Regions from separate parts of the Homo sapiens genome. Here region 1 is linked to region 2. Evidence: chromatin loops called from intact Hi-C (ENCODE). Cell type or tissue: endothelial cell of umbilical vein. All regions are shown on one strand. Links, peaks and the distances in the headings refer to the core of each region. The heading gives the core; the rest is flanking DNA. Region 1 holds the start of ALX1 (ALX homeobox 1). Region 2 holds the start of SLC6A15 (solute carrier family 6 member 15).

Evidence for each region. Hi-C counts contacts between places; a loop is a spot of excess contacts. Peaks named below come from ENCODE experiments on the same cell type or tissue, not always from the same donor. Only the 100,000 strongest peaks of a DNase experiment are listed, where the experiment ranks them.
Region 1: a loop joins it to region 2, with 1.9 times the contacts of the local background. A loop is called at or near these places in 2 of 110 quality-filtered maps.

Annotation. Positions count from the first base shown.
Region 1 is chr12:85,270,811-85,287,483 of GRCh38, forward strand. It overlaps ALX1 (ALX homeobox 1), which reads left to right and starts at 9,410. Exons shown (of 4, transcript NM_006982.3): 1 at 9,410-9,677; 2 at 12,762-13,066; 3 at 16,043-16,171. The coding sequence starts at 9,452. It also overlaps a transcript of LRRIQ1 not described here. RefSeq lists a silencer at 9,501-9,795. In endothelial cell of umbilical vein, for the core only: no CTCF peak of the experiment used is centred there; DNase peaks (open chromatin) are centred at 9,441, 9,731, 9,961, 10,301 and 1 weaker place; H3K4me3 peaks cover 2,720 bases; H3K27ac peaks cover 1,855 bases; H3K27me3 peaks cover 1,975 bases.
Region 2 is chr12:84,905,980-84,922,652 of GRCh38, forward strand. It overlaps SLC6A15 (solute carrier family 6 member 15), which reads right to left and starts at 6,820. Exons shown (of 12, transcript NM_182767.6): 1 at 6,544-6,820. It overlaps LOC102724680 (a long non-coding RNA gene), which reads left to right and starts at 6,858. Exons shown (of 4, transcript XR_945154.3): 1 at 6,858-6,925; 2 at 8,778-8,883. RefSeq lists enhancers at 5,390-5,938, 6,487-7,034, 7,035-7,581. In endothelial cell of umbilical vein, for the core only: a CTCF peak has its summit at 6,902; a DNase peak (open chromatin) is centred at 5,402; H3K4me3 peaks cover 2,098 bases; H3K27me3 peaks cover 1,851 bases.

The DNA.
Region 1 (16,673 bases), core at 5,478-13,477, 370 kb after region 2:
GAATCAGAATCTCAGCATCCCACAGCCAGCGAGTGGTAGAGCTGGACGTAACCCCAGTGAGTCTGAAAGTAGTCTCTACATTATTACATTTTTGGTGTTATAGATGAAATAGATATGCATAAATACAAATTATGATACAAGTGTGTAACCAGTTAGCCAAACTTGCTTATCTGTATAATGAAAACATAGGCTAGAATGATACAATAGTTATTTGACGGAAGACACTCGTGTTCTAAGTTTAGTCTTTAATTTCAGCTTAAGGCAAAATATAAGAAGTTATTTTCTTCCTCTTAGAGAAAATTAATCCTAATTTAAGAAATAGTAGTACTATAACATATTTGTGAACAAACTTCAGATATGTAAACTATTGTGAGCATTAAAGATGTCATTTGGAAGCTTTGATTTGAAAGAGACTTGCATGACAGGTTTAACCCTGTAACACACGTTGTTCAGTGCAACTGAATGTGAAATTTTGAGAATCAGCCACTTTAGTTATAGGGAATTTTCAATGTTAGAAAGTTAGTCTTTTACATGAAAAAAAAAATTCTAACTCAAGTCAATCCACTTAGTTCCACCACTGGGGCAAAACTGAACAAATTTAATCACTCTTTCTTATGTCTTAGCTAAAATTCACTAAGTCTTTCTTACAACCATGCTTTAATATGATGTGGTTTACAAATCCTTTTTGCCTCAGCCACAGTACACAAAATAGCTTCATATTATTATTCTTTCTCTATAAAAATAGTTTCCAGAGCTCTTCTTAATTCTCTAGATTTCTTCGTATTTCAGTGTATTTTGAAGATCTGGTCTTCCTTGATGTGTGACTGCTTCATTTCTGTTAATGTAATATAAGCTAATTTTTTAAGCTTCCTTAGCAACTAAGTCATGCTGTAGACTCAAAAATATCCTCAGAGCTTTATTGTTTGAACCCCATAAGCTTTGTTTTTCTTCTCTATATTTTTTAACTTTAATTTGCAATTTTGGGTTTGCATCCATTAATTTAATCCTATCATGCTACCTTTGCCCAAAATATCTGCATCCCAATTGTTGTGGTATTCTAAAGATTTAGATGGCCAACCTAGGAATGCATAATTTGTAAAACACAGTAAGTACAAAATATATATATTTAAGTTTTTGGTGAAAATATTGGATAAAGGTACACCTTTAATGGATGATACCTGAAGAAATTTTTTAAAGTGATTTACAGGATTCCATGGTGTTCACCTCTAGAACTAAATAGTTGCATGACGTACCATAGAGACACTTTTATATCCTATATGGTTTGCCTCAACTGTGATCCAGTAGTTAGAGATGCCCAAAGAAGCTAATATACCTTAAATGAAACAGTACATATAGATCTACTTTATTTCATAAAAGCAAAAATTAGTAAAGTTTCTTTAGTTTATTTGCCAATATTTATGTTTCTTTTTAAGTTTTAAGCTAAATATTCAAAGTTTTATTAACCTAAAAAAGAATGCAAGATTAAAGGGCATTTCTACTCAAAACAGAGTAATTGGTTATTTAGATTTTGCTTAATTCAACTCAATTCAATTATTAAGCAATTCCTAATGTGGCAAAAGAGTGGCTGTGTACCTCTCCCCAAAAATAGCATATATGAATCAAATACAGTGTAAAATAAAAAATTTCAAGAATATTAATCAGAAATGAACCCAAAACAAGTCCTTTTTAAATACTTAGTTTATAGTAATTTTAATATTGCAAAAAGTGTTTGAAACCTCACAAAGAAATGGAAATAAATGTATTCTTTAAAGCCTTTTTTTTTTCTTTTGGTAACTTAAAAATACTTGTTTAGTGGAATGGCAGGAAACATTTTAATTGCTTATTATATTTGAACTGTATTAATAAATTGTGCGTTCATGAAGTTTTGTGAACTGAGAGAGCAAGTGTGAAGGTAAGAAAGTGTTTAATTTTTTTAGGATTTTATAACGAGGGTCCATTTGGGGGCATCTGATGTTGGAAACTGAAAGATGATGTAATCCCATGAGGTCTCTGAGGCTTTTCAACAGAGGTCTTCGGATGCCCAGGGCGCCACCCTGCTAGAGGTAATGCATCAACTTTGTTTAATAAAAAGGACATAAAATATCCAGTAAAGGTTAAGAATTTTTTACTGTGTGGAACAAGATCTTAAGAAGAGACATTACCGTGGCCTGGCATTGAAAATATTGGCAGTCAGGCTGAAACCTGGCTTTTTTTTTTTTTTTTTAAATCGGGGGAGTGGATCATTACTTGTTGAGGACAGGTAGTTAAAAGTGAGGTATGAGCTACTTTCGGGCGCTCCCCCCACCCCCAATTTGTCCCCCCAAGTTTGTGTGTGTGTGCAGGCGTGCTCTTTTTACTGTCAGAGAGTTACATGTCTCTTGACTAAAGTCGAAATCTGCCGCATTTTGTGATATGGATTAATTCTGATTGCCAACATGTGAAACAAAAAGGGCACTGTCCTTACCAAGGGACGGCTAGATGATCCATCTGCCAACATCAATATTTGGAGGGAAAGCTTAAAATATGCTGTTTTTCCAAGGGTTAAACTTTAAAGGGGTGAAAACACAACTGATGAAATGTTAGCATCAAATCGGTTAACCACTAACTCCTTTCCATATTCGTCGTCGAGGCTCTTTTAAGTTTCCATGAGAAGCGAAACTTCATTCTCTTTGCTCAGAATAGAGACTCCTCCACCTATGCGCGTTTAACCACAGAGTTGTTCTTGATTGTAAGGGACTTCGCCCACTTGGTTGAAGTGGAGAGCCGGTCCTCATTCCAGACGTCCCGCACGGCAGTCGCTCATGGCTCCCTCCAGGCCGGGAGCCAGGAAGGTGGTCCTTCACCGAGGTGCGCACCAAGCGGCGGTCCACCCAGGCAATGGGGTGCACCAATTTGCCTCCAAAAATTTGCTGCGCACACAACCTGTTCACAGTTCCTGATCAGAAAGGGCTAACGAGATGTCTGTCTACAGCTGTCTCTGGGCGAGGGCGCAGGCTTTGGGAAGTGGTTCAGCGCGATCGGGGACACCGCTTGCAGCCCTTGGTCCTGCACCCCTAGGAGGGGTGTCCCACAAGCTCGGCTTCCCTTTTGCGAGCCACAGAGAGCTTTTTGTTCCGAAACTCTCATTACGACAGATAGTATTTAAAACTCATCAAAATTCGCTTCAGAAATCTGTGTTGCTCGGGATAGGCAAGACAGGTTGGGAGGAAAAAAGGAGTGAATATTAATCTTTACCTTTCTCTAAAGTTCTTTGATGATTTTCGAAATAAAGGGGCTGGCGCTCTCTCCTCCCTCTTTTTTTCTCTCTGAATAATCCTTGATGTAATAAATGTGTTTGTGTTTTTCCTCTTTCTGTTGAACTTATAAAACACCATGACAGAGGATAAGCTAGATTTCGAGACGTTTTCATGGCCACAATGAGATGCATTCTAAGCTCAACACCTTGGGGTCCAAACCCTAGCCTCTTGTCCTGATATAAAAGGTATCAATGGGCACGGAAGGGGCACAGTAGGTGGAGAACTTACGGGAGGCCAATCTACTTCACTCCTTCGACTCTCTTTGATTTTGTATATTGGCTATACTCTGGTCGGGTTTGATTAATGACCACGGACTTCACATTTACGTTGCATAATTCCAGTCCAAAGGAGAAATATCCATGATTTTGTCTCAGTTATCTTTACTGAGATTTTTCTTTAAGGAAGTCTTTCCCTGAAATGGGAAAGCTCAAGGAGTGAATACGCACGCACATCTTTTTGAAAATAAGCAGCCCTGTCTTTCAGACATACCTAGTAACTCAGCAGGAAAAAAATGTATTTAAATATATCGAGTAGAAGTTTAACAATTCACTTATCAAACAAAATAGTGGAAAAACGTTTTAGAGACATGATTAATAGTTTAATAGTGAAATACCAGTCTATGAATTGAATACAGTTTAACTTACTTATGCACTTCTATATGTGTCATAGAGGAAGTCTAGCGTTAACGGTCTTTATTATGTTCAGAACTTCCTGGAAAAATGACGACAGCCATAGAAAGAAATAAAGGTGACTAGATTATTGCAGATAAATTATTTTTAAAGTTTGGAATAAAATACATTTTATAGTAAAAGCAAACAATGTCTATTGTAATGTGCACACATATGCTAGATAAATCAAGATATTTGCACCAAGGTCAAGGAGTCATACTGTATTTTTACATTTAAATTGGATCCTTTAGGAGAACAGAAGTTTATTTCTCTCTCTTTTAAGAAAACACAACTGTGTGAAAAACTATTATTGAAACACATTGGTATTCAGAAACAAGTATCACTTTTTGAAAAAACAGAAGTTTATGAAACACCAAAACATTTAATAATATTATTACAATAAGTGTAAAAATTTAATTCATCATACTGGACAGCTTTGCAGCAGCATACTTTAAAGACTTACAACATTGATTAACATCTGTGTAATTTTTTTTAAAGGCAGAAACTTCAAAAATCTCACAAAGTTACACTTTTGTCTGTAGGTGTGTTTTCTGGAGTAGATGATGGTGGATTGGGCATATATTTTAAAGAAAAGCCTAAATATTTCTTTGTGTGTCCAAATATTTTTATTTTGATGAAAACCTCTTGAGCTGCTTTGATGCAAAATATATTTCAGTATCTGTTATGTCTGCAGAGCTGTGGGAAGGCTGAAGATGAAGGCAGGGAGGGAAAACAGCAGCAGAGCACACAAAAACACGAGGCCACCTGGCATCTTGCCATGCTACATGACATTCAATTATTTTAGTACTTTTTCATGAAAGTTTCTCTCCACCAGCTCCTCCCCTCTTCAGACCATTGCTCTTCTACATTTGGCATAGTTCGCCTGATTCAGCACACATTTTTTTCCTTGCTCTACTTACAATAAGCCTCAAACTCTCACTGCAAAAAGGAAGTGCTAAGACTAAAATCCTAGCAATCCTATCTTGACATTCCCACTATTAGTATGTAAGTGTGACATTTCTCTCAATAAGTCGAAATCAGAAGAAACTAGAGTGGTCTATACATTTATTCTACCACTGCTTTAATGCTGCATATGTAAATATTTTTTTCATTTCCCAAAACATATTTTCAAAGGGATGACTGGCTTTAAAAGCAGCTTTTAGTCTGTGAGGTTTTTTTTTTCTTTTTTAGTAAAATGAGTCAAGATGCCTTAACCTGCGAATCCTTTATCTGAATTTTACTTTCTAATAAAGCACTACTTTGGGGGTGGGGGAGGGTCAAATACTCATTTCAATGGACTTTCTAATAATTTTAACTTCTTTGATTATTTTAATTCTAGGCTCTAAATGGGAACTAAAAAAAAAATACTTTAAAAATATCCCAAATCACTGTTTGGGAGAGCTGCCACCTAACAACAACAACAAACTGGTCGCAGGAATAATATTAGATGTCACTTCAAATGGTAGCATCAGTCATCTTTATCTTCACAAAATAGCTTCCCCCTCTCTGTTAGGATCCCATGGTGCCAGAGGAATGATCAAGTTTGCTCCAACACATCTCAATTACTAGAGGAGAAAGTTTTTCAGAGAGGCTGAGACTTGAATCTGTAATAGCCTTGTTAACCCTCATTATTCCTCCTGATCCCCGCCCTACACCTCACCCACAGGCACTGCTCCTCATCCCCATCAAGAAGATGTGAAGAAGCATCAATACGCAGTGAAGATCCAAAAGTGCTGAAATCCTAGGATGTCCTAAATTCTGTTAGGTTTTAAAAGAAATCAATGACTCCCCACCTCTGTTGCTCTCCTACCTCCTCTCTCACCCCACCACTTCCTGCAAGTGTTAGTGCCCATCGAGAAAGTTCAGATCTGAAGGAAGTAAATCAGAAAAGGATGCACAGCAGCTTATTCTAGTTAGATATCTTGACTGACATAAAAGAAGGAAAGCTGAATCCTGGGTTTATATCCTGAATATGGAAAAAGATGAACAATACTCTCAAAGGCAAAATAAGTGGGTAAAGAAGAAAACTGATGCCTGGGGTTGATGGGCTGAGGCCCCAGGAGATAAAACCCCAACTAGAACCTGACCTAATAAACTGGATCATATATATATACATATATATATACATATATATATGTATATATATATGTATATGTATGTGTGTGTATATATATATATGTATATGGCGAGCTGATTACCCCTCAGAACACACTTGCCCCTGAGGCCTGGGCCAAGCTGACTTGCTGGAATTGAGGAGGACTTTTAAAAGCTGTGGTGGTAGGAGCCAAGCTGGATCTGGACGGCTGAAAGCATTTATCAAAGTACTGTGGCCAATTTCCAAGAAGGCTATCCTAAAAGCATTGGTGGAAAAAGCCCAGGTAGATCTCAGGGAAAGTGAGACCATCTCCAATGTAATTTCTTCTCCCTTCTTGTGACTTTTAGAAATTATTGAATTATTATTGTTTTGATTAGTATTATTTTCAATGTATTATTAATGCCCCTATCTCTAGAGCTGTGTCATAACCATAAACTCCATCTCAACCTCTCAAAATTCATGTAATGCAGCTGTTGGCAACCAAATACCCAGCTTCTTGCCAAAAACTGCAGATTAAACATTCGTTATGGGAGTTTGCCATTAGCTGTTTCCTCTGTTATGGGCACATGTGGTTACATGTCACAAAACACACGGGATTCTGTGTAGTATATTTGAGTTTCCAGGGAGCTCCAGGGATATTATGTTGGTTTGGTGACACCTTACACCCCACCCCTTCAACCATTACCATCAAAAGTGAGTTTTGGTAATGGGGCAGAAACGGGTTTACTAGACAGCTCTTGTCCTTGGCTACGCTGTACTTTTCTCTATGAGTTGGACCTTTATTGGCATACAAGTATCCTAGAACTTGTATCACATGTCTTTCATTTAAAAGACACGTAATGTTTTTCCGGAAATTTAGGGCTTTTAAGACATATATTTATAAACAAGCTGACAGAGCTCTACAAGATAACTTGGTTGATAACTAGTTTGTATATTTCCTCAAGTCAGCAATAGGTGTTGTTGTTGCTGCTGTGAATTTTTGTAAAACATATTAAACGACCATTTTCTTATCTTTCCCGTGTTTAGTAGAGAAAGTCAGACTTTCAGGATACCTGAAAATAAGAAGGTACCGAAGGGGATAGGAAAGAATCGAAAATGGCTAACCCAACAGGAGTGAGTGAATAACGCAACACTCAACGTTTCCACAAGGCTGCCCGGGGGCCCGCTGGAAAGTGTCCAAAGAACGCAGAGCTGAGGCTACTGCTCACGCAAGGTCGGGATGCTACAGGACACTTTAAGAAGAGCGTTTCAATGGCTTCTTCCGACACCTCACTCTCTCCCCCTGGGCCTGACCTCAGAATGCCAGGTTGTCTGGTTTGGAGTTCCTGCGGCCCGACGCAGCCTGGCTTCCTGCTGAAGCTCAGTCCCTAGTGCTTTTCTTTGACCTTGCTCCCCTGAAATTTAACAATCTGCAGTTGGTTCTTGCAGCACTGCTCTGGAGAGAGTAATAATAATACAGCAGAAGCTAGTTAGTCCCAGGAATAGTGTCCACTTGCCTGAATCTGAGTGCGCGCTCAAGGCCACACTGAGCGCTGCGCCATGTGAACTAAGCTTGTGCGCCTCCTTGGGAGAACAGTCTGGGTTGGACTTTGGCCGGGCGAGCAAGGCTGCTGCTGCCAGCTGATCTGCTCGGGATCCGCCGGTCGGATCTGGGTGCTTAAGGCCGACCCTGCCTTTCGCGCAACGCTAAGGAGCAGCTCCGGGGTGCACAGCCCTCCCTGATTGTTACTCTCTGGCTGAGGCCTGGTCAGGTCTCGAAGAAGGTCTCACCAAAGAGGCGTGGGTCAGCTAAGACCCCCGCAGAAGGTGGAAACTCTCAAACCCATCAGCATGCCCACCACAGCTGGGCTTGGCCTCACCATCCTCAGAGTCCGGGCTGCTCGGCCTGCCCGAGGCCTCACCATAATTGCCAGACTTGTCTGGGGAAACGCGACGGCCGCTGTGAGTGCCAGTGTTGACAAAGGCTGTGTCAGGACGTCTAAGCAGAGGCCTACCTGGACCAAAACCTGTCTGGCTTATTTTCACCAAATTTGCTAGCTTAGGGTGCCTGACGCAAATGCGATTTTGTGCCCAGGGCACCGAACGCATTTCCCCCAAGCGCCGCGGGCTCCTAGGAAGCCAAGAGTCGTGCCAAAAGTCACACAGAAGGGCTTTCAACCTAGCAGTGCTGTCCTGCCTGCCCTACCATCCCCTCTGGTGGAAATGGAGGCCTTGGACCTGTCCGCGCCCAGGACGCCGCGCCGCGAGTGCCCGCAGCTCCGCGCGCTCACCACTCACTCCCAGAGCGCTTTTCGGAGTAACTCCACAGCAACTCTTTAAAATTAAAAGTAATTTCTGTAAAAATATGCAGACATTCCTCTTCTTCATAAACCCCTATTTGTAACAATCCTCACTTTGGCATTAGAGTAAAAGCCTTTCAAAGGCACTGATCCTAACGGGTTTTCTTAAAATAATTTGGGTCTAATGATAAAATCGTGGACCAAAGGGAAGGGTGGCGAAGAGGGTGTAGGGAATTGGTTGGCATTAGTATAATGGCTTCATTGCCTCTTGCTCGGCTTCTCTCTCCCACCCATCGCCACCGCGTCCACACTCCGCCGCATTCCAGAGAAAAAGAAAAGGCCACGGCCTCGTAAAGCTCCCAGCTGGCCCGGACCCCGAGCTCCTCCCGGTTAGAAGCCGAAGCGGCCCCTCTACTACGGCGGCTGCGATTAACAGTTGCCAATGCATCTGGTTCCTTGGGCTTCGGATTAATGTGAATCTTCCACGTAAACGATTTACGGATGAAATAAAAGCCTTTTAGAGCAATATTTCCTTTCAAGTTCTTAAGACGCCTCTAAATCTTTCTGGTAGTGAGTGGCCGGCATGGGGGCGGGGTGGGGACGGGTGGCTCAGGAAGGCGCAGGCAGTAGGGAGTGGAGGTTTAACTGCTTTGCGATCTCACCAAGATCTTCCGAAATGCCAGTCCACTGTCACGGCGGCAATGAATCTGGGTGTCAGGGGCTCGTCTCTCCTGGCATTTGTCTGAAATGGAGCTGTCTGTCTGTCTATCCTAGGCCTGGACGCCCTCTGCCCGGGTAAGTGGGGAAAATGGGGGTGGGGTAGGGGCGGAGGGGGACCTGGGGTGGAGTTAGTCGCCCGCCTATTTTCATATTCATTAGAACTGGGAGGCTGCCCGAGGAGGCCAGCTGAGTTTCAAGATATAAAAGCAACTTCGGGTGCTCCTTTTCCAGCCGGGACGTATTAAAGGGACCGGAGCGGGGCAGTTCCCGACGCCGCAGCGCTCGCTTTCCCTTCCCTCCTCTCTGGCCCTCCCTCCTCCCACCCACTGGCTCCCTCCCCCAGCGCTCTCCAGTTTCTGTGCCCCAGGAGCTACGCGACAGTCTTCCAGGATTATGGAGTTTCTGAGCGAGAAGTTTGCCCTCAAGAGCCCTCCGAGTAAAAACAGTGACTTTTACATGGGCGCAGGAGGTCCTCTGGAGCACGTTATGGAGACGCTGGACAATGAGTCCTTTTACAGCAAAGCGTCTGCAGGCAAATGCGTGCAGGCCTTCGGACCCCTGCCCCGCGCCGAGCATCACGTGCGCTTGGAGAGGACCTCGCCCTGTCAGGACAGCAGCGGTGAGTCGCTAGCGCCCCAGCCGGAGCCGCCGCAGCCCTTCCGCAATCGAAAATGCAGGATCGGTCTGATCAGGCAGGGAGGGAGAAAGGAGAAAAGTGGGAGCGAGGGACCTGGAAGGTGGAGGAAGGTAGTGGAAGGTGCTCGCTTTATGAAGCGGTGTTACTGCTGCTGCAGCCTTTGGGGGCGGAGGGCGGAGGGAGGGAGAGATCCAGCACCGGGTTGCCTCTGAGCGATTCTCCTTTCGCTGTAGGGTCTGGTCGCCTACGGATCCCTGAGTCCTTCTGTAATATTGGTTCCTGGAGTAAACTGATAGGGCGCTAAATAGAGCGTAATTGAGTCAAGACAGAACGCTTCCTCTGCGAGCCCGCCTTGCAGTCCGGGCGGTAGGAACTGAAATCGATCACAGCTCGTTAGAGTACGTCACTGTCGTCACGAGTAGGGAAAAAAAAACCGGAAAACAAAAACAAAAAACAAAAAACCCTTTGAGCTCCTTTAGGTAAAGATAAATCTTTTTAATTTTCCAAGACGTGGCGATATATTTTCAAAGTTTGAGGATCCCTAGATTTCTAGCGTGTGTGAATTTGTAATTTCTGCTTTTTTTTGCGTTTGCAATACAACACGCGTTGAATGTTTGTTAAACACTAAAGCACACTAAATAGCTTCGGGCAAACCATCCCCGGCCTAATCACTCATTCCCAGATTCTACGTTTTGTATTTTTATGACTTCACATTAAAAGTCACCTAAGGAGTCTTTGGAATGCTTCTGGGTGAAATCTTCAACTTTGAATGCCCAAGTATCTCCAAGTCAAAATGTTATCAAAACAAACCATCTATCTTTTCTATCTTGTAACCTAATACTAACCTATTATTTCAGATCGCGACAGCTAAAGCACGTTTACAATTCCAAGAGAACTTCTCCTTATCATTGTATATATTCCACAGTTAAGCTATAAGGGGCGGGTTGCTTTAAAATAACAAACGAATTAAGTGTGAAATATTTACAACAAGCCCCCTGCCCCCTATTTTATAGAAATTCAAAATCTGACAAAACACTGGCCTGTAGAAGCTCATTTTCTAAATATTTTGAACACAAGTTTTTTTCTTTTATTAATCTCATATTTAACTAATTTTATTTAACGTTGCAAGTAACTTTTGACTAAGGGTAAATCAAAAATAAAGGTGCAAATGATAGAGAAAATAATCAGCTAAGTCGTTTCAGTCATTTATTTAGAAAGATTCGAGCGTATACTTTTTGTTATTCTTACACTGAGTTGTTGGTTTTCTGGCTGCGTTTCAGACCTGGTATCTGTATTTGTGGAATTCTTAGGTGCATGCCTAACGTTATTTGAATTGACAGGTCTTTCTTTAATGATTCTGCAATGTCTTGTATTGACTCTGGATGGACTTGATCATAATATTTTATTTTGAATAGTCGAGAATCCAAAATAAGAGACATAATTGATGCGTTATCAACTTTTAAACAAATATCACACTATTAAGATGAATTATAACAAAGAAGTGTTAAGGAAGATGAACATAGGCAGTCATCCGCTTAATTTAGGAGAGATCCTGTCTTTCTCTTGAGATGCCCTTAGCCTCTCTGATGCTTCCCCTCCCCCATCCCTAATTGCTGCAGTTCCCCCTTTAATTTTGCCCAAGGAGATAGAACCGTTTGTTAATCAGTCATGGCTCTTCTTTATATTTGGTTTAACATCACATCTTCGTTTGCATGAAAACCGTTAATTTAAAAAATTTGTTATATATATATATAGACAAATTATAGTTGTATATATTTATGGGGTACAAAGTAATGTTAAGTTTTTTTAATGCAATGTGGAATGATTAAATTACGTTAATTGGCCATCACCTCAAATATTTGACATTTTTTATTATGAGAACATTTTTGAGAGTTACTCCGTTAGTGACATTGAAATGCACAGTACTCAATTATTAGCTATTGAAGTTATATGCGCATTAAACTTGAATATATTTGTATAATGATGAAAAGAGTTGTAAAAATACATTATGGGGGTAATTTTAAAAAAAGAAACAAATGAAAAAAGTATGATCATCTATTGGAAATTATTATTCTGGCTGGTTTGACTTTACTTTTTAAAAAGTGCTTCCCATTTCACTATGTGCATCCATTGCATTTGTGGGTGTTTGGCATTATATGATATATCTTTGTTTTATATCACACTGCAAGCATGCAATCAAATCTGAAGAAAATTACTGAAATTAAACATCCCTTAACAGAATGCCAGATGTCATGCTCTGTAATGTTTTAATAGCTGTTTTAATTTCTGTGTTTCAGCAGAGAAAATAGAAAAGTTTTCAATCCCAAAACTTATCTAACTAGCTAAGCAGAAATATGAAATGTTTTAAAAAGAACTGCGTAAGTTTTTAGGTAAAAAAAAAAAATGCTGCTTAAATCTAATTTCCGATAGAAAGCGTATTCAAAATTTGGCATGAAATTTATTTTGTCAATTTAGTAGATTATTTTTGAAGAAAAAGTGTAAATGCAGACATGGATATAAAGTTGAAATATTCAAAATTTAGTGGAAATAATGTCACATCTGAAATCTATCATCAGTACGTTTTACGTGGAGGAGGATAATAACTTTCAGATATTAGTACAGAGGTATTATTTAAGATTAAAATATATTTTCTGAGCCACATTAGTAGCTTGGTTTTATCTGCTGTGAATAAAACACATGACATTAAATTTGCTTCAGTTTTCAAAAATCATGGACACTTAAAGTTTCTTTCATGAAACACCCAGATCATCTTTTAATTCGAGTACATGAATTTAAGTAAAAAACATGTGCATAAACTTATAAATCCTGTAAAATAGAACTGCGGATTTTGGCAGATCATAGCAGTTGCATGAACACATTTTAAAATGGTATTTAAACCTGTCCTACAATGAATTAAGTATAGAAATGTGGTAATTGAATTAATACTAGCACAATAAATTATTAATAGGCCAATTTCTTGATACTCTCAATTACTTCTACTTATTGATTTAATTGAGATGAGTTTCACAATCCTGAGAACTGTTGTTTTTCCTCCTCTGGGTACAGTGAACTATGGGATCACTAAAGTAGAAGGACAGCCCCTTCACACCGAACTGAATAGAGCTATGGACAACTGTAACAGTCTCCGAATGTCTCCCGTGAAAGGGATGCAAGAGAAGGGAGAGCTGGATGAACTTGGGGATAAATGTGATAGCAATGTATCCAGCAGTAAGAAACGGAGGCACCGAACCACCTTCACCAGTTTGCAGCTAGAGGAGCTGGAGAAAGTCTTTCAGAAAACTCATTACCCGGATGTGTATGTCAGAGAACAGCTTGCTCTGAGGACAGAGCTCACTGAGGCCAGGGTCCAGGTAGGAGCCAAAAAGAGGCCTTGATGGATGGGATAGGAAAATAAATGGTGTTAGAATAATTGAATAAGTGCATTTTGCCACAAAGAAACAAACTGATTCCCTAGCTGAAGATGAGAAACGGAGTAATATATATGAATATATGTCTACTAAAATTATTTTTTAATTGCAAAAATTTTGACAACTCACGCAATATGTAAAACAAAAGAACACAAGTTATTACAGAGACATAAAAATTAACAATCATTCAAACATAACAATATGATAATATATCTCTGATTTTCAAAAGCAGTTTTTAAAGGATGAAAAGCAGAATCATGACTATTTAGTAATTGGTATATTTATTTGTTTTTTTTTTTTCGGTTTTATTAGCCACTAAGGTTCTTTTTTAGATTATATATCAGGTATTTGTAAATTATTTGTATAATAGCCCATACATCTAGAAATTTCTAGATTTGGAGGCATAATAAAAAAAAAAACAATCCCACAAATTCCCAATTGTTATGTATACCATGGAATGTTTTCACTATGGATAATTAAAAACAAGATCAAATAGTGCTCATTTACAATTTTATAGTCCTAGTAGTTGTCAACATGTAAATATTCCATTATAATGGTTAAAGTCTAGATAAATCATATGAATTTTGCATAGGCAATAAAAATAATGGCTTTAAAGTAAATTTTTGTGTATACTCAATTATGTTTATAAGATATATTCTAGTTATTAAATTGGATGATCCAATATGCTTAATTTTTAAAAATAATTTGAGAAAGAAAAATCATACCAGGTAAAATTTTACCTCTTAGGAGTACTTTATTTTGACTACATTTGATATTCTTAAACTATATTTTACTAGTTTCCAAGTAGTAAGAGTTTAAAATGCAACAATAATTCAGGATAATGGCCTTGGTCTTTGTGTGTGTTCTGACTCCTCTACAAAAGTATTGATTTTTGCAATTCCCATAAACTGCTAAAATGGGGGAATGAATAAAATAGTGAAAATTTTTGTTCTAAATCGAGTAACGGTATTTCTTCTTAAAATTGTAAGGCTCTTACATCATTAGAGACAACATCTGGTGGCACACGGATAACAAGCAGCAGATTTTTACTTGAGTTTGTGGAAGCAAATGGTTACTTTATCTTGGTTCAGGAAGTAAATATGTAGAAAGTTCATGCTAACAAAGAATTTTAGAATTGTCGAGTATTAACACCCGCTGTGTAAGTTTGAGATTTTTGTCTTTGTCTATATTTAAATTAGTTATACTTGTAACCATAAACAAATATGTTTGCACACAGAGTGACCAACTGTACATAATGCATCTTTTCCCCTTAACATTCACCAAGTCTTGATTAATTTTTGTCTGAGAACATGCACAGAGAGCCAACTTGAACTTAATTTACTCAGGTCGTTCTCTTTCCTGCTTTGCACATAAGAGTGGTAACTATTACTCATTTTAAGGAAATTGTCAAGTTCTTTTTGTCAATGGAAAAAAAAATAAAACCCAAAAACGTATTACTAAATTCCCTTAGTGTGTTCCTGGGGCTCATCTGCGGAGACAGCAAGAAAATTTGATTTGTTTTTTGTTGTTGTTGATGTCTTGAGCCTTGGCATAATGGATAATATGCATTTATCAGCAGTGTACTAAAACTATAATGAACATGTAGCTCTCTGGCTCATTTCAATTGCTGAAAACTCTGCAAAGTGCCATCTTAAATTTGTAATGTGTACTAAAAAATTAAACTGAGTATTAATATGTTGCCATAATGGTGAAGGTAAAGATATACAAGATTAGAATTGAGTATGAAAAAGAGTGAAAATTTCAAGTAAACTTCAACAAAAGGCTTTTACAACTTGCATTTTTTATATTTGATTTCTAGCCTTTTTCCTAAATATTTTATATTCTGAACATAATTGTGTGAAGAAGACTAGATTCCCAAAAGCTACTCCTATAATGTTCATTTAAAAACATCCAAGTATATATATTGAATATAATCTTCTGCATCTCCCTTTAATATTAAAGTGAAGATATTGGAATATTACAGGTATGAATTAATGAATATCCAACCTGCTGAGGAAGATGGTTCTTATAATAAATACTTCTAATAGGTAATTAGAGAAATTGTGGAAGATAGCTTAGTGACCTTAGCTGCCACAGTAACTGATAGACTTTCTTGACACTTGGTTCTATCTGCCCTATTTCTTATATTATTTCCATTACCTGTGCTTTAAATTAGAGAAATTACGTAAAGATATCCGAGCATTTTCATAAGGGAAAATAAGTTGCATAATGTATGTAATAAGCACATTCACGTATTTTAAAACCATAGTTCAACTTTAGATGATTCCTTTTTACCTATAATTCTTGTCATGCTTATTATAATATGTAATCTCATTTTTTCCTATTTCTAGATAATCATGATGTTCCTGCTGCTGCCATATATTTAGGTGTAATCTTTATGTTTAAAATTTTAAAAGATTATGTAGGTATGAGCACAACTGAGAAGAGCTTTCACTTTTGTGATATATTTTAAAGATAAGTTTTAATAGACTCAGATATTAATTTGCTTATAGATTGACTGAGTTTACGTTACGGCATATACATCTTCCAGACTTGCAGCATTCTCTTAAAGGAGACTTATCCATGACAATGTGGAGATATATGGAGTATTCAGGATCATATAATCTAATTGCTTTTTGTTTTCCATAAATGAGAAAACAGAGGCTCAGACGTATCAGATGTATTTCCCGAAAGTCTCCTGCCTCTTTCTATTAAATTATTTTGTCTCATGGGAAAATCACTTACCACATCAAGATACAAGAAAAAGTAAAATCTGTGGATCCTTTTCTAACATAAATACATTTCTTTTTACGTAATTTTTTTAACCTGGTTTACCTTTCTTGTTTGATGTCTTTTAACATCACATTTGCTTTATCAAATATTCCTTAGCTAAAATTCTAATTTTTATTAAATAATTAGGTTTGGTTTCAAAATCGAAGGGCCAAATGGAGAAAAAGGGAACGTTATGGCCAAATACAACAAGCGAAAAGCCATTTTGCTGCCACCTATGATATATCAGTTTTGCCAAGGACTGACAGCTACCCACAGGTATGCTAAACTACACAGAATACTGATCAAGAAAAGGATATTTGGTTTGTATATTCTTAAAATGGTTAGCATAGGCTTTATTATATGTAAGATAATAGCCAAGAATGAAAATCTAAGCTTCAGAAAACATTCTTCATGTCTGCTAAGTTTTAATTTTTCTGAATTATTTTCTTGTTGTTTTCTTACAGAGTCATTCATTTAAAAATATTTCAGGGTATTTTTTTCTTTTGAATTTTGTTGTATATTGCCACCAATGAAATAGCATCATTTAATGATACAGGTATTTTAATTATCCTACATTCTAATTACTCAGACTCTCTTCCTTTTGTTAACTTTTAAAAATACTGTAAATAGAGTGTTGCTTAGCATGCAATCTCTGTGGATATTGTTTTATGAACTATACTAAAACCTGATGTCAAATGTGGCCTATTAAGCCCTTAACTCCATTTAAAAATGTGTCTCTTTTTCTATGTTTTTTTTTTTTCAGTTTTCAAATTGCTTA
Region 2 (16,673 bases), core at 3,426-11,425:
AGAATGTTATATGAATGTAATAATACAGTATTCAATTTTTTTGCAGATATTTTGATTGTCTATATTATAAATTCTAATGAATCTACAAAAATACCTTCTAGAGTAATAGTCCAAAAAAGTCACAGAATACACGGTAAACATACACAAATCATTTACAGTTCCATATGTTACCAATAAACAAGTGAACACAGAAATTAAAAATGCAATAGCATTTACAATCATTAAACTGACATAATTACACGAAAATGTAACAAAACCTGGATGGTACATTTTTGCTGAAAACTACAAAGTGCTGATAAAGTAAATGAAAGAAGATCTAAATGTATGGGAAGACATGCCATGTTCATGGATTAGAAAACTCAACATAAGAAAGATGTCAAATTTCCCTAAATTGATATATGGTTAAATGAATTCCTATCAAAATATCAGTGACATTTTTCTACAAAGAAGATTATTTCAAAATTTATATGAACAGGCAAAAAATTAGAGGAGCTACAACAATTTTAAACAGAAGAATGAAGTGGGAGGAATGATTCTATCGAATTTTGTGACTTATTATATAGCTACAGTAATGAAGTCTATGTGAGGTTGGTGAAAGGATAGACAAAAATGAATGTAACAGAAGAGGCTACCCAGAAAGAAGTGCACACAATATGCCTAACTAATTTTTGATAAAAGTACCAAAGCAATTTCAATGGAGAAAAAAATAGCTCTTTCAACAAATTGTTCGGGAAATAATTGGACATCCCTAGGCAAAAGTATAACCCTGAACCTAAATCTCATATCTTATACAAAAATTAATTCAAAATGAATTACAAACTTAAGTGGAAAATATAAAACTTTAAGAAACAAGTCATCAGATTAAATCTTTGAGATCTAGGGTTAACCAAAGAGCTCTTAGACATGACAAAAGCAGGATTCAGAAACACAAAAATTGATAAACTAGGCCCCAAAATTTGAAACTTTTGCTATGAGAAAGAATCTATTAAGAGGATGGAAAAAAAAAAGCTTAAAAATGGGAGAATATATTTGAAGGTCACAAATGACTGGTGTTTAGGATATATAAAGAACTCTTAAAACTCGACCGTTGCCAGGCGCGGTGGCTCACGCCTGTAATCCCAGCACTTTGGGAGGCCCAGACGGGTGGATCATGAGGTCAGGAGATTGAGACCATCCTGGCTAACACGGTGAAACCCTGTCTATACTAAAAATACAAAAATTAGCCGGGCGTGGTGGCGGGTACCTGTAGTCCAAGCTACTTGGGAGGCTGAGGCAGGAGAATGGTGTGAACCAGGGAGGCAGAGCTTGCAGTGAGCTGAGATCGCGCCACTGAACTCCAGCCTGGGCCACAGAGGGAGACTCCGTCTCGAAAAAAAACAAAAAACAAAAAAAAACTCGACCATTATAAATAAAATAAGAAAACAGGTAGAGATATTTCAATGAATATTATATATGAATGACAAAGAAGCACAAGAACTGAGGCTCGATATTATTAGCCATTAGGTAAATGCAAATATAAAATACTATGAGATGTTGCTATATTCCTATCAGAATGGCCAAAATATAGTGACAACCAAATTCTGGCAAGGATGCAGAGAAAATGGATCATTTATTCATTACTGGTGAGAATGTAAAATTGTACAAACACTCTGGAAAAGTTCGACTGTTCATTTAAAAACTAAACACACTGCTACCACATAACCGAGCAAGTGTTCTCATTTATCCCAGATAAATGAAAATTTATGTTCCAGAAAAGCCTATGCAGGAATGTCCATAGCAGTTTTATTTACATTAACCCTAAACTAGAAATAATCCAGATGTCATTCAATGGGTAAATAGTTATAAATTCTGGCACATCCATACCATTAACTACTATTTAGCAAAAACTACCAATATACATGACTTAGATGAATCTACAGAAAATTATGCTGAGTGAAAAAACATCAATTCAAATACATTGAATACTGTATGATTACATTTATATAATATTCTTGCAATGACCAAAAAATAAATATGGAGAACAGAGTAGAGATTGCCAGGAGTTAAGGAGAGCCTGGGGACTGGAGTGAAGTGGTTGTGGTTATAAAAGGCCAACACAGTTAATCCTTATGTAATGGAACTCTTTTGTAACTTAACTGTATCAATGTCAATATTCTGATTAGGAAGGTTTAATATAGTTATTACAAAATGTTATATTTGCAGGAAATTTGTCAAGAGCTCACAAGAACTCTCTGTGTTATTTCTTACCAACTACATGGGACTCAACACCCATCTCAAAATTAAGACTTTTTTTAATACCCTAAAATTATGCCTTTTTTGCTAGTATAATTAAATAACTTTATTGAATCAAGTACTAAATATGCTTCTCCAATATAATTTTATTTCTAAAACTCTTGAAAGAGGAAGCTTTCTTGTAAATTCAGAAACAACAACAAAAATCAGGGGGTCGTCAAAATACTCATTGACTTTTGTACCTTACTAATTCCATGGCATGTGATGAATGAATAAAACTCTACCAAAGGTGTTTATTTGCCTCTGTCTTTACTTTAAAATATTTTATATATTTATATTTTGAATACAAAATACTGTAATAAGATATTAAAGGGCAAAGAGTAAAGAAACATATATATATATATATATATATATATCTTCCTACCCTTTCTCCCTAGAATATACTGTACCATCTGTACCTCCCAATAAGTAACCAAAATCTTCAATAAATATTTTCTGTATATTCAAGCATATATATATGTGTGTATACACACTTAAACACTCTATATATATTCAAGCTAATATGTGTTTTCTCCCCACCAGCCCCCAATCTGCTTCTTTTTACACAACTATTACTATGTGCATAATTCTACCTCTTAGTTTTTCACTCTAATAAATTCTTCAAAACTCTTGATCTCAATGTAATAGCTTCATTTAAAAAACTACTGTATGATATTCCTTGGTATGGTATACCATATATTTAGATCATCACTGATAATTTGCTACTACAATGTTCCAACAAATTATTTTGTATATCTTGCATCTCCATATCTGTAGAATAAATTCCTAGAACTGGAACAGCTTGATCAAAAGGTATGAGCTTTTATAATTTTGATAAATATTACCAAATAGCCCTTGATAAAAATTGTGTCCATTTGCACTACCACCAGCAATGCATGAGAGTGCCCGCTTTCTTCTACTGTCTTCTGTATAACAAATAATCTCTTTGATCTTTGCCAATCTGATAGGTGAAAAAGTTCCCAAAGTATGCATTCTATTTAAAAATAAAAGTCAATTCATCTTATGTGAAAAGATACCTTAGCACATTAATCACAAGGAAATAAAGTGACCTTCAAGGCTGAACACAACTTACAGCTCTGCCCTGTGTCAAGTGATACTCTGCATTTGAAATTGCCCTATATCCCAGTTTATTTTTAGGGCTTGTTGTTCACAGAAAAAGAGATGATCATTACTGGTCAAAGTTAATATTTAAGCAGATAAATACATCAAAAATTGTTTAGTAAAGACAGCCAGAAGAGTGGTATGATAAGCAAAGTAGAAATAAATCTAATGATTCCTGCTATGTAACCTTGAATGTTGTTCATGCATCCAACTATGCCTGTAGATTTTTATTAATACTATCTGCTGAGAAACCATTTCAAAATCTACTCTGCACAGCTGCATAAGAATATACTAATATATCCTATCATGCATATGTATGTAGTAATAAAGAATTAACATACTCTTCCACAAGGTGAGAGGTCCATTGAGAAGTGAAAGAAAAGTTTTTAGGAGCTTTTGATAGCCACCAAGCTCTCTTTTGGGTCTGCTATTCTAAGTCAATGATTCAATTTCCTAGATGATATAATCCCAGAGTTAAAAAGAATGCAAATATCTTACCTATTCATATACAAATTATATTTTATGACAAGAGAAGCATATTTACAATTTCAACTATGATCACTGGGTAAGGTAGTAACTATGAATACGGACTTTAGAGTTTAGTAACTATTCTGACTTATTTTAAATGTTTCAGTAGGTGACAAGGAAGGCATCTCATCTGATTATTGGCATCTCTCATAACTGTTATCCAGTTTTAAGATTCTGCATTATTTCATATTTATTCAGTGATAGAGTACTGATCTCCTAGAAACATATAAAAATAACTTTCTTAATTCGATTAAAATACTACATCTCGAGTTAACTATATTAGAATTATAAAATAATTTTTCAATCAACTATATAATGTGCAATCAGAAAAAAGAAAAGCTTATCAACAGTAAAAGATTATCTTTCTTTAAAAATCCTATTAATTCCTGTCATCCTAAAAAAAAACACAAACTGAAAGCTTTATTTAGAGAAAAATGGTTAATAAATTCCATTTTAAATTTGTTGGGATATGTTTTACCACAACAAATACACATGGATCATTGATGATTCCATAGAAAAGGCAACAACACATAAAAATAAAATCGCCTGATTTTGATGGTCAAATATCTTGAATTTAATATGAGAGAAAAAAATACATACTGTTTGTTAGTCCAAACTGCACCATGTTGTAAGCTCCCTGCTATTTTGCAGACCTTGGTGAAAGCGAAACATTTCACAGGGGTTCGAGCTGTGAGAAACATCCCGTCTAACCAACTGACCACGAGTTGGACAAAGGCCTAACTAAAGAGACATCCCTATCATATCTTGCTGGACAAAGGTCCAAGGAACACCCTGAACAACAGAACGACATCGCGCCGGAACAAGAGCCAGAACCGCCTCTTCATGGAAGCATCTTATTAATATCCCGCGGAGCAGCAAGCCATACTGCTCAGACCCCTTCTGCCCGTACCTATAAATGGCCCCAGCCTGTAAGCGGCAGCGGGCTCCGGCATTAGGCTGGTCCTCCACTTCTGTAGGATTTATGCTGGACAGAAAGCCTGAATTTGCTGTTGAGCCGCCCTCTTTCCGTGTGTGTGTGTGTGTGTGTGTGTGTCTTTAACCCTCGCCTTCCCTTCAAAACCTAACACTGTTCAAAGAAGATTTAGTCCATCATTAAGTATTTATTAAGAACGTACAAGTCAAGCCCAGTACTGGGCGCCTAAGACATAAATAGGTCTGTGTTTCAGCAATGATCTTGCAGAAATGAGGTTGGGTGGGTGAGGGGCTTGTTGGGGCTGTGTCTGCACATAATAATTCCTCAAAACAAACACTTTGTTGCTGGCACAGCAGAAAAGCAATCAGGCATTGACAGGTAGAAAATAGCTTTTACAGCATGGGCGATGAGGAGCCCCAAAGCAGCATATAAAGCAAATCCTTCATTTCTCCCATACGTCTTAAGTAGTGAACCGCAAGGATGGTGCAGACTAAGATTGGGTCTACCTATAAGATCTGGAGGGGAAAACGGCAAGACCAGAAGAAACCGTCGCAGACTTATTTGCATAAGCACCCAAACACTGCTTACGTCACTGCGCCGGAGTCCGGACCCCGCCCCGTCTTACTCCAGCCTTTCCCAGCTAGGGAGGAGGATGGAAAGGGAAAGCGGGACGCTGGAGAGCGCGAGCCTGGGGGCTTTGCTTCCTAAAACGCACATCAAAGGCTGCTTCTCAGCTCAGGAAAAATAATTCCCGTTCCCGCAGCCTGTGCCACTGGGTGGGTCATGCCTGTTCCCGAACGCCTCGGGCGTCTTGATTCATTCTTATGTATCCAGTTGGTGCGCTACGTTAGAGTGCAAGGATTTCCCTGTACTCAATACCGTCTTCTTCCCAGTCACACACAGACCAGCCTAGTGAAAGAAAGGTAGAAACGATCTGGGTTTCTAACTGCTTCCCATCTTCTTACAGTCCCAGCAGCACCACCCTCACCGCCACACTCTCAAATTCCAGGATGCGCAGAAACACAGGAGCCGTGATTTCTCCAGCAGCCACGTGCCTTTCGTACGGCGAAAGGCCCCCTTTCGGGCCATTTATCACAGGATACCTCAAGCAAAGGGGAACTGTGGTCACGTGAAAACACTCTGTCCTCGGTAGTCGCCTTCTGCCTTTGCTAAAGCGAACGGAAGCGAATGAGGAATAAAGCTCTCTGCTCTCCCCGCCCCATCGCCCACCTGCACGAGGTTTAGCTTCCAATTCACCTCGCGTCTCTCTCTGCCCCAACCCTCCCAACTTTCCTCTTGGACTTTCCCGTGTTGGACCCCACCCTTCAACCAACCCCGACTTGGCTTGGAAACGAGTAGGTCTCTGGGGATGCTGTGGGCAATTTCCACGACGGGAAGAAAGGATGGCGGCACGTTTCAACCCATGTGCTTCCCCTTACATGTGCAGCCTGTCGCCCCCCACCCTGATTGTACAGAGATGCAGAGTTAGACGGTTGCCCGCCCAGCCCAGCTTCTCCCTCCCAGGGCTTTTGAGCTGCCCTCCCTCCTCCCACCCCAGGACGCAGCGAGTCCTTCCCGGCATCCATCCATCAATTCGTTCCCGGTGCTGGTGCCCAGGCTCCTGGGTGGCTAATGGCGAGCCCCACCTCACCCCCAGTTGTGCCCTTAGCGTAGGCGCTTGCCATTACCGTCAGTGTGTCTTGACCAAGCGCCTCTTGCTGCTTCCACGTCCGGGCAGCAGCAGCAGCAGTCGCGAAAGGGTAGGGTCCAGGTGGCTGTGACGGAGGCCGAAGAGGAGCTGTTGGCAGAGAAGCAGCTTCTTGCCTAGGTTGGGACCCGGAGCTGGGTTTTGGGGGTCGCCGCCCTGCAGGCTGGCAAGGAGAGACTCGTGAGCGCCTGTGTGTCTGCCAGGGAAACAGCACGGGATACAGGCGCGCGGGTGCGGGTGCGCGTGTACATGCGTATGTGTGTGTGCGCGCGCGCGTGTGTGTATGTGTGAGGGTGTGACGGAGGCGCCCACGTGCTCGGCCCGCCCGTGTTACGGCCGCCTACCGGCTGCAGAGGAGAAGGGTAGGCTGTGGGCGGCGGCGGGGCGCGGAGGGGTAGCCAGGAGCGCAGGCTGGGCTCCGCACCTCCCTGCCCCAAAACCCATTGATGCAGCGGCCACTGCGGCTGCCGAGCGGCGTCTTCCCAGAGCCCGGGGCTGTGCCCGCCCGATGCAGGATGCAACTGAGGAAGCCCGCTCCAAAGCAAAACAAAACAAATTCCTCCAGCCATGCCGTCTTTCTCCAACCCACTCAAGCGAAAGAATGGACACCAGTTACCAGCCGCTGACTTTTGTCTCAGTGAGAATAATAATAGGCATGGTGCTACCTGGCACCATCTGAATATTCTCCAAGAGTCAGTAATGGGACTAGAAAAAATGGGTGACCCAAAGAACCCTTTTCCCTACCTATTCCCCCAAGCCGGCCATTTACATCTCTTGCGAAAGAAAAAGCCTCTGGGCATTGGCTTCTCCGTCAGGCGGTGGCCTCATAGCGCTCAGTGATTCTCGCCAGGTTATGAAAGGCCGTTTTAGAAAGCTGGCCCTCACCCACCCTGTGTTGGTGCCTCAGCAGCAGACTTTTTTCCAAGGGGTCTCATTACAAGATGAAGCCTGACTTACCTCTGCTAACAATCAAGGCATGCTCGTAATTAAGCCACGTGGAGAATTCCTAAAATATACACCTCTGAACACAAAGCTTAGCCTCCTTTTGAAAATGGCTGAACCGTCCCCTAAACAGTGCGTATGCTCTAAGGATGAAATTTTCCGTCCTTGAAACGTTCAAAATTTGAAAGAAATACAAAATGAACCTAGAAGCTAGGTAGAAAGGTTCAGTAATTTAGCAAAGTTAATTTTTCACTTCCAGATTATTAATATTACTCTTAAAAACTACTTTTGTGCACTTTTAGGCCTTTTAACAATCCCTTAGATTTTTACGGTTCGTATCCAATTAAGATTGAATTAAATTAAAAAGGCCATTGCAAACAGGTTTTTCATGCAGTGAAAAATCTCTTGGAAAGAAATCACAAGACCTAAATTTCAGGTCAGAACATTGCTACTAATCCTTAGCTTTTAAAACAGCCAAGAGAGTTTTTTCTCAGCCTCTCTTCCAATCCCAACTTTGAAAAATTAAAAGTTAAGAAATTAAATTAGATTTGATTCCCTGATACGCCTCCCCTGCCATGAGTAAATAAATGCTCTTTGATAGATGCGCCACGTGAAAAAATAAAAACAGTCAAAATAAACCTTTTATAGGACTTTTTTTGCTTTTTACTTCACATTTTGGTGACAGGCAAATATTTAATGTTGATATATAAAGAAACTGAAATACAGTACCAACATTATCAATAACAACTGAGAAAATTTTAGGAAAATAAGGAGAGCTGTGTCCACCATGATCAGGATTAGGATTATCTGTGGGAAACAAAGTTATCCATATGCTGGCAGAAATCGTTTACGGTAGTACCAAGAAGTACGAAAATTATTTCTCTCCCACGCTTTTTCACTAGTGTCTGATACCTAATTCCAATACATATGCATAGGTCACAAAATATTTGTAGAGCGATGCCCTCCATAATGACTGATACTAATTTATGTCTCAATGCCAATGAAGAGAAGTAGGAGAAAGCAACTATTGTTTTAAGCTTCCCACTAAGTACCTGGGGCTTAATAATATCTTATTTAATCCTCTCAACTAATTAATGAGGTGATTTTTCCTAATTTAGAGATTAGAGAGAGGTGATACTCAAAAAAAATTGCAAAAAGTCAGAAAACTTGTTCAATGACAGAATGGAGAAATAAATTCAGATATGCTGGCCTCAAACTTCATGTGCTTTTATACTATCCTGTAACCCTTTAACAAATTATCTATTTTAACAGGAGGAAAGGGTGGAATCTCAACACAAGTGGTAGGCAACTTTGAAAACAATAAATAGATGAAGAATGGAGAGACCTCAAAAGGAGAGTCTGGGAACCCTAGCCAAAGGTAAAATGTATTCATTTTTAAAATTTAACAACAATGAGTCTTCAAAGATTTAAAATTCAATTGCTAATATATTTTAGGGTAATGATTACAGAGTTCTTTCTCTGTCACCATAGGGCAAAATGGCCAACATGGGATTGGTGTGGGAGGAAGAGGCAGCACACAGAAAGGAAAAAAACAGAACTTGGAAGAATTAACTACAAGTTAAGGGAGACTAGTGCTTCCAGCCACACTGTATTTAATAATATTAACAAGGATTGATTAATGTTAACTATGTGTCTTTGCAATGTACAGAATAATTTCTATATTTTATGAATATATACTTCTTAATTCTTACACCAAGCCTGTGATGTAGGTCTAGTTTTTACAAAACATTGCCAGAAAAGAAACTGAAGCTTTGATTGTCCAAGGTCATACCGTCAAAAGGCATCTGTTAGATATTGTAAAAATAAAAACCTGCCCTATCTAAATCACTTTCTGAAATTGATACCTACTTTTAAGCAATTAATGTTACACTTATTATTTTTAAAATTTGATAAAAGATCACATGAAGGAAAAGAGTATTCTCTTTGACTAGAGGAGAGAAGGAATCTGACTCACCAAGCCTTTCTACCTTATTTCTTAAACCAAATCCTTTAGAATAACAATATTATGTAAAAACTTCCAAAGATGTAGCACTAGAGTTCAGAAAAATAATTCAAACATTTACTAAAAGATGATTTTAAAACTACAATACTAAAGAAAAACATTGAAATCAATTCACATCCTAAGATTACATTAATTCATTTGCTTATATTGCTATATGGGCAGTAGAGTATATTGTGAGGATTTTTTTTTTGCATTTTAATAAAACTTTTTATTCTAACGTCCTCCATGCCAAATGTCATTTGATATATGGTCTCCAAATTTTTATGAAAACAAAGTCTGCACAAGCCCAAAATATCCACTGAATATTCTGTTCTATTCATACTACTGATGAAGAACTGAGAGGTAGATGCAAGGAAAGTAGGTTCTCTGATTTCTCAGTGGGTAGAGGATGGGTTAACTGAATTGGCAAATGTCAAAGTAATCAAATCAATTTTTTAACTAATTGACTAAGATAGTAAAGCAATCAAGACAATGTAGGAAATGATTGAATTTTACTGTTTCTGCACTTTGAAGATAAAGCCTAAATGGCCCTGGCGAGTAAAAATACCAACACAAGCTGTCATTTTTTTGACAGAGAAATGCACCCCCTACCTCTGTAAACTGATTATAACCACTAAGTTTTTAAGTTGCCCTTTTATTATAATGTTTAATATAATAGCAAACTATGTCTCTAAAACATTTTATGTGTGTCAGGTACTATGCTCAGCATTAGTCTATATAGCTACTTAAATATCCGAAACCAAAATATTTAATGGTATTTGTTTTGTATAAAGTATATGAGGTGCCTTTTATTTGCTGCACAATCTCATTGGTATATACAGATTCTATAGGCTCCATGATTTTTATACGTACTTCTAAAATATAATTTGAATACAAAAGTGATACTTGCTCATTGAATACATTTCAATCTATGAACTTGTACATGGTGAAAAGACCCCTGTGTTTATGTTCCCCTGACTTTGAGGAGGGTCCCAGGAAAGAGGGTAGAGTTAGATTTTAAATAGAGTGGTCAGGGTAGGTCTCATTGAGATTTTACTGGTGCAAGGACACGAAGGATTTGCAGGAGTTAGCCTTGTAGATATAAGGAGATAGGAGTAAGTTCCAGGTAGAGGTCAGTGAAAAGGGTCTTTTCAGTCAGTTTAAAAAGATTGTAGGATCAGTGAATAGACCCTAAAAAAAGAATTTAACTGATATGTTTGAGGAAGAGAAAGAAGACCCAGATATTGCAAATATGTCTTACTCCGTAGAGACAAGCTTATGGTTTTTACAATTTAATTTATTTTATAAAATTCATATTCATAGATTTTCTGTTATTGAACCATGCTTGCATCCCTGGAATAAATCCTACTTGATTATGAGATACTATTCTTCTTTATATAAATTGATGGACCCAATTTTTTCATATTTTTATAGAGTTTTTCATCTATACACATAAATGTATTTGATAAGTGATTTATATTCTCCTTATAAGGTTATTCTAGCACTGTAAAATGAGATCCAAAGCTTACACTTCTAGTCTCTCAAATACCCTTTTATGATATAGACATTGTTTCTTACTCACCTGAGAAATCAAGGAAAGTAGGAAAGTGGTAAGATAAAGATTTCTTATTTATGCTTTTTTTTTTTTCTTTTGAGACAGGGCCTGGCTCTGTCATCCAGACTGGAATGCAGTGTTGGAGTCACAGCTCACTGCAGCCTCAACCTCTCAGGCTCAAGTGAACCTCCCACCCCAGCTTCCCAGGTAGCCGAGACTACAGGTGCATGCCACCATGCCCAGTTAATTTTTTCATGTTTATTTATTATTATTTATTATTATTATTTTTTGAGACAGAGTCTCGTTCTGTCACCCAGGCTAGAGTGCAGTGACGCGATCTCGGCTCACTGTAACCTTCGCCTCCCGGGTTCATGCAGTTCTCCTGCCTCAGCCTCCCGAGTAGCTGGGATTACACATCACCATGCCTGACTAATTTTTTTGTATTTTCAGTAGAGACGGGGTTTCACTATATTGCCCAGACTGGTCTCAAACTCCTGACCTCATGATCTGCCTGCCTCGGCCTCCCAAAGTGCTGGGATTACAGGTGTGAGCCACCGCACCCGGCCTAATATTTATTTTTCTAGAGACAGGGTCTCACCATGTTGCCCAGGTTGGTCTTCAACTCCTGTGCTCAAGCAATCCTTCCATCTTGGCCTCTAAATATACCAAGATTACAGTTGTGAACCACAGTACCCAGCAATATGTTTTATTATTTATTGAGTTTTTCTATTGGTCTATTCAAGTTAACTAGTTCTTCTCGAGTAAATGAGTAAATGTTGGCAATTCATTTCTTTTAAAGTGTTCATTTCACCTAATTTTTAAAAGTGCTTCAATAATTTTTGTACTATTTTCTTTTGAATTTTAAATCCTAGATTACATTTATAGATATATGAACTTCTCCATAGGTTTTGTTTCAACCTTTTCTTCATATCTCTTTCAATCTGTTAAATGCTAAACATTATCTATGAGTCTTTTCAAAGAAACAACTATTGATATTATTGGTGTTATAATTTTTTATTTTCTGTAAATTTCTTTTCTTGTGTTATTTATATATTTCTCCTACTTTCTTTGAGTTCAGTCTTTTCCTAGGTTTTGAATTTGAACAAATATAGTACATTTTAATTTCTACATTGCTTCAAGGTTATAATTTATTTTATAAGCATAGCTTTAGCTGCAACCTAAACATTTTGGTTATATAATACTTTAAGTGTTCATTTAAAATAATTTCAGGAGCCTCTCTGAACCTATTCTGGCTTGAAGAGGCCGCCCTAAAAATAATAACCATAATTTCAATTCTTATTTGCTTAATTTATGAGCATATTTTAAACTTTTTTACTGTTTATTACTTATAGTTACATTTAAGTCATAAAACTTAATATTTGTGATATCAATTCTGTTGGATTTGTTGAGACATTCTTTGTGGCCTAGTACTTGTTCACTTTCATTTACATTATCTATGTTGTTTTCCAGAGTATGTATGTTTTATTTGTTAAATCCAGCTTATTAATTGTGGATTTCAAATCTTCAAATATGCGGCATAGACCTTTAAGACACATATGATTGCATAATCCTATTCCAACTGGATTTAGTTTTTTATTTGTTTGTTTGTTTTGAAAAGGATTTTTGCTCTTGTTGCCCAGGCTGGAGTGCAATGGCGCGATTTCAGCTCACTGCAACCTTCGCCCCCCGGTTTCAAGCAATTCTCCTGTCTCAGCCTCCTGAGTAGCTGGGATTATGGGCATATGCCACCACACCCGGCTAATTTTGTATTTTCAGTAGAGAAAGGGTTTCACCATGTGGGTCAGGCTGGTTTCGAACTCCTGATCTCAGGTGATCCTCCCGCCTCAGGCTCCCAAAGTGCTGGGATTACAGGCATGAGCCACCATGCCTGGCCTAGATTTAGTTTTTTTAAAAAAATTTTAGATTAAAAAAAAATGTGGGATGTTGGTTTGTTTTCTTTCTTTTTCTTTTTCCTCCTCCTCCTCCTCTTCCTCCTTCTTTGTCTTCCCCTTCCCTTCCTTCTCCATCTACTTCTCCTTCTTCTCCTTCTCCTTATTCTCCTTCTCCTCCTTCTTTGACTTCTATACCTCCCAGGGAAGACTTTGGCTATGTTGGGTCACTTTCCTACACCTGAGCCAACCAAGGTGGCTTCAGAAATGAAGTTCGTTTTTCCATATGATCAGAGTGGCATAAACTTCTCCCAATGAAAGAAAGCACTATTAACAGAAAAACAGCAAAAGGGAAAAAAAATTTTAAACACTCAAAAACATGAACAAATAAAATATCTCCTACACTTCATGTATGAAAATACATTCTACAGGGAGTATAGCTACCTTGGATACTAGGAACTGAAGAGTTTGAGTCATTGAGAAAAAGTTTGATGGTCTAGCATATAATTAAATGGTGATGTTTGGGCCTGGCTTTCTCAGCTGTTGGTGGAATCGTGAGTCATGAGAACTCAAATGAATGAAGAGCATCATCCCTGAGTAATGGTGAACTCTGGCCACCCCCCAGTGTTATTTCTGTATCTCATCCTTCCCCCCTCCCCACCACAAGCAATATAATAGGGGTGGACTAGTCTAATAATTTGGTCACTAGTCTAATAATTTGGAAGTTGGCTTTAGACCTAGAGAATTTGGAATTCTCTAGGTGTACAGGGATTTGGCATGCGTAATTTTATGCGGGTAGTAAATATTTACTCCCCCACCTCCCAAATCTGAATTTGACATATGCTAGAACCTCAGTAGGTAAATGCCCTTGGATTATCAGACCACATTCAGCAGTACAGTAGTCTCCCTTTATCCTGGGAGAATATGTTCTAAGACTTTCCATGGATGCTTGAAATCACGAACAGTACCAAACTGGATTGCCAAACAGTTGGAACATGTTTCTTTTAAGGTCTTTTATCCACAAATTTGATGCCTTTTCCATCTTATCTAAGCACTTATTATGCACTGTGGCTGTAACTTTTGCAGTTTGAAGTGCTATGGCAAAACCAGCACAAGTCTATTTTTTTTCACAATGACACAGATAGAAGAATTATTCTTAATGTAAATCTTAGCAACCTCAGCATACGATTGTTTCTTCTTTTCGTATTGAGAGCTTTCATATTTTTATTTTTATTTTTTAATTACTGAGACAGAATCTCATTCTGTTGCCCAGGCTGGAGTGCCTTGGTTCAATTATAGCTCACTGTAGCCTCAAACTCCTGGGCTCAAGCAATTATTCTGCCTCCGTCTCCTGAATAGCTAGCTGGGACTACAGGCCTGCATCACTACTCACAGCCTCACATTTTACTTAAAGAAAGCACTTTACTCCTTTCCTCTGGCATATCCAAATTGCTAGCGTCACTACTCTTGCACTTTGGGGCCATTATGAAGTCAAATAAGGGTGAATTGAACACAAGCATTGCCATCTCATGATATTCTATCTGATAACCAAGGCTGATACTAAGTGACTAATGGGCAGGTAGTGTCTACAGCATGAAGAATCTGGACAAAGGAATGATTCATGTCCTAGGCAGGATGGTGTGGTACAGAACAAGATTTCATCACACTACTCAGAAGGGAGTGCAATTTAAAACTGATAAAACTGTGGGTAAGGGGAGCCACTGTAGCTGCAACTCTTATTTCTATAAATTAACTTAATTTCTAACTCTGAACTCACATACAATTTATCTGCAAAGAAAAAAAAAAGTATACCTCATTCATTCTTAGGGCCTCCTTGCAATCTCCAAGCATCCTCTGTGCCCCCACCTCACTCCTATATTTTTATATCAAGGATTTTGGGACTTCCTATAGGTCCCAGGCAAAAGAGTTGGTATCATCTGATTATTGGGTTATGTATCTGCAGAGATAATCACTAAGATGTCCACTGTCTTTGCTCATATTATTCCTTCAGGTTCTATGGGGTACCACTCTTCCCATTCCAAGTTTGGGACACAAGACTCTGCTAAGGCAGAGTCTAAGTCTATGCTTAGAATTCCCCCCAACCTACAGTTAAACCTTGCTGATTCCCTGTTGCCTCTTTAGCTTAACAGATGCTAATACTAAGCCAGAAGCTATTAGGGTTTATTAATTGCAAGGCAGTTTGCTTGCTATCAAATAAATACCCATGTATACTTCTTCACAGACCCACATATGCTACCATGTGGCCCTCCCTACTCAACCTCAGTATATCTTTACTGAAAAACACATGCCAAAGAACAACACCCAGAGAGCTGGAAACACTGGAAAAGATTTCGTGATGCCCCCAACTTTACTTTATAGGGAAGGTACGTAAGTAAAATCTCATTATAACATCCTCCACAGGGAATTGTCCAATAATTACAATGACAACATTGTAAATTAATAAAATGGTTATGTTAGTCTCTGTTGCATGAGGAACACAAAAATAAACAAAGGCAAAGTTACTCACTGTTAGAGAATAAGAAATAAAGGAGGGAAGCTTGTCGTAGTGAAAAAGGGGCTATGTCATTCATGGGCTTCAAAGTAAGGGGCAGAAGCGGTTTAAATCAAGATCAAATATCTACATTTGGGTTTCAAATATTGCATTTGTAGCTCCTATAGCTTGAGTTTAGTCCCCCAACTAATACTTCGGTGACATTTCTTAGACTCAGTTTTACCACTGCTATGTAGTCTCTTTCCTAACACTAGAGAGATTGTCAGAATCTCATTTACTACTGGCAGGAAAGCCTTTTAATGTAAGCAGATTCTGGAACCACTTTCAGACTCCTTTCCTTAAAGTCACTTCCCGTAGAACCATTCTTGTATGAACATTTTTATTAGTCCTGGTTTGGTCAGCAAAGCAGAGCCACCATAAATGTTACAGGAATAAGATATTTAACATAGGAAATAGGACTTCAAAAATTTGGCAGGAATTAATGTAGGAGAGTAAAATTCTAGAATGCTACAGCCAGAGAATCAAATATTTACCAACAACTTTAGTTTCAAGCAATGTAGCAAGCTGGTTGTATGACCTCCTGAAAATTGTGGCTTCTATTTCTGTCTTCCAAAATACATGCCAATGTATCTTATTGTCAAGCTCTAAAAACCTACAGGGAAGATGATTCTTTGAAATGCACTGCCCACTACACTAGAAGAAAGTAACGGTAGCAAGAAATTGACAACAGCCAATCCAGTAAAGTATTTCCATCTATAACAGAAATTTTTTTCTCATGAGTGTGTGTTTGTGTGTGTGTGTGTGTTATTTTTGTTAGATGTTGTTATTATGGCAATGCTGATTTTTACAAAATGAATTGGAGATATTTTTTGTTTTACCAAATTGTCGAATAGCATGGATGTATCTTCCTGGAAGTATCTCTTCTTTGCAAGATTGAAATAAATTAGCTTGTAAAGCCATCTGGCCTGGTAGTCTTTGGGAGGTAATTCTTTCACATTTTCTCCAAGATCTTCTAAAAAAAATCTGCCTATTTAGTTTTTTCTTCTTTCTCCACAGCCATTTTGGAAATCTTTTCAGAAATCATTACTTCAAGAATATTATTTTATATTGAAAAAAATCAATTTTTCCTGTAAGCTTGTGTTTAGGTTAGTTCAGGTTGCTGTAACAAATTACCATAGACTAGGTGGCTTAAATAACAATCATTTATTTC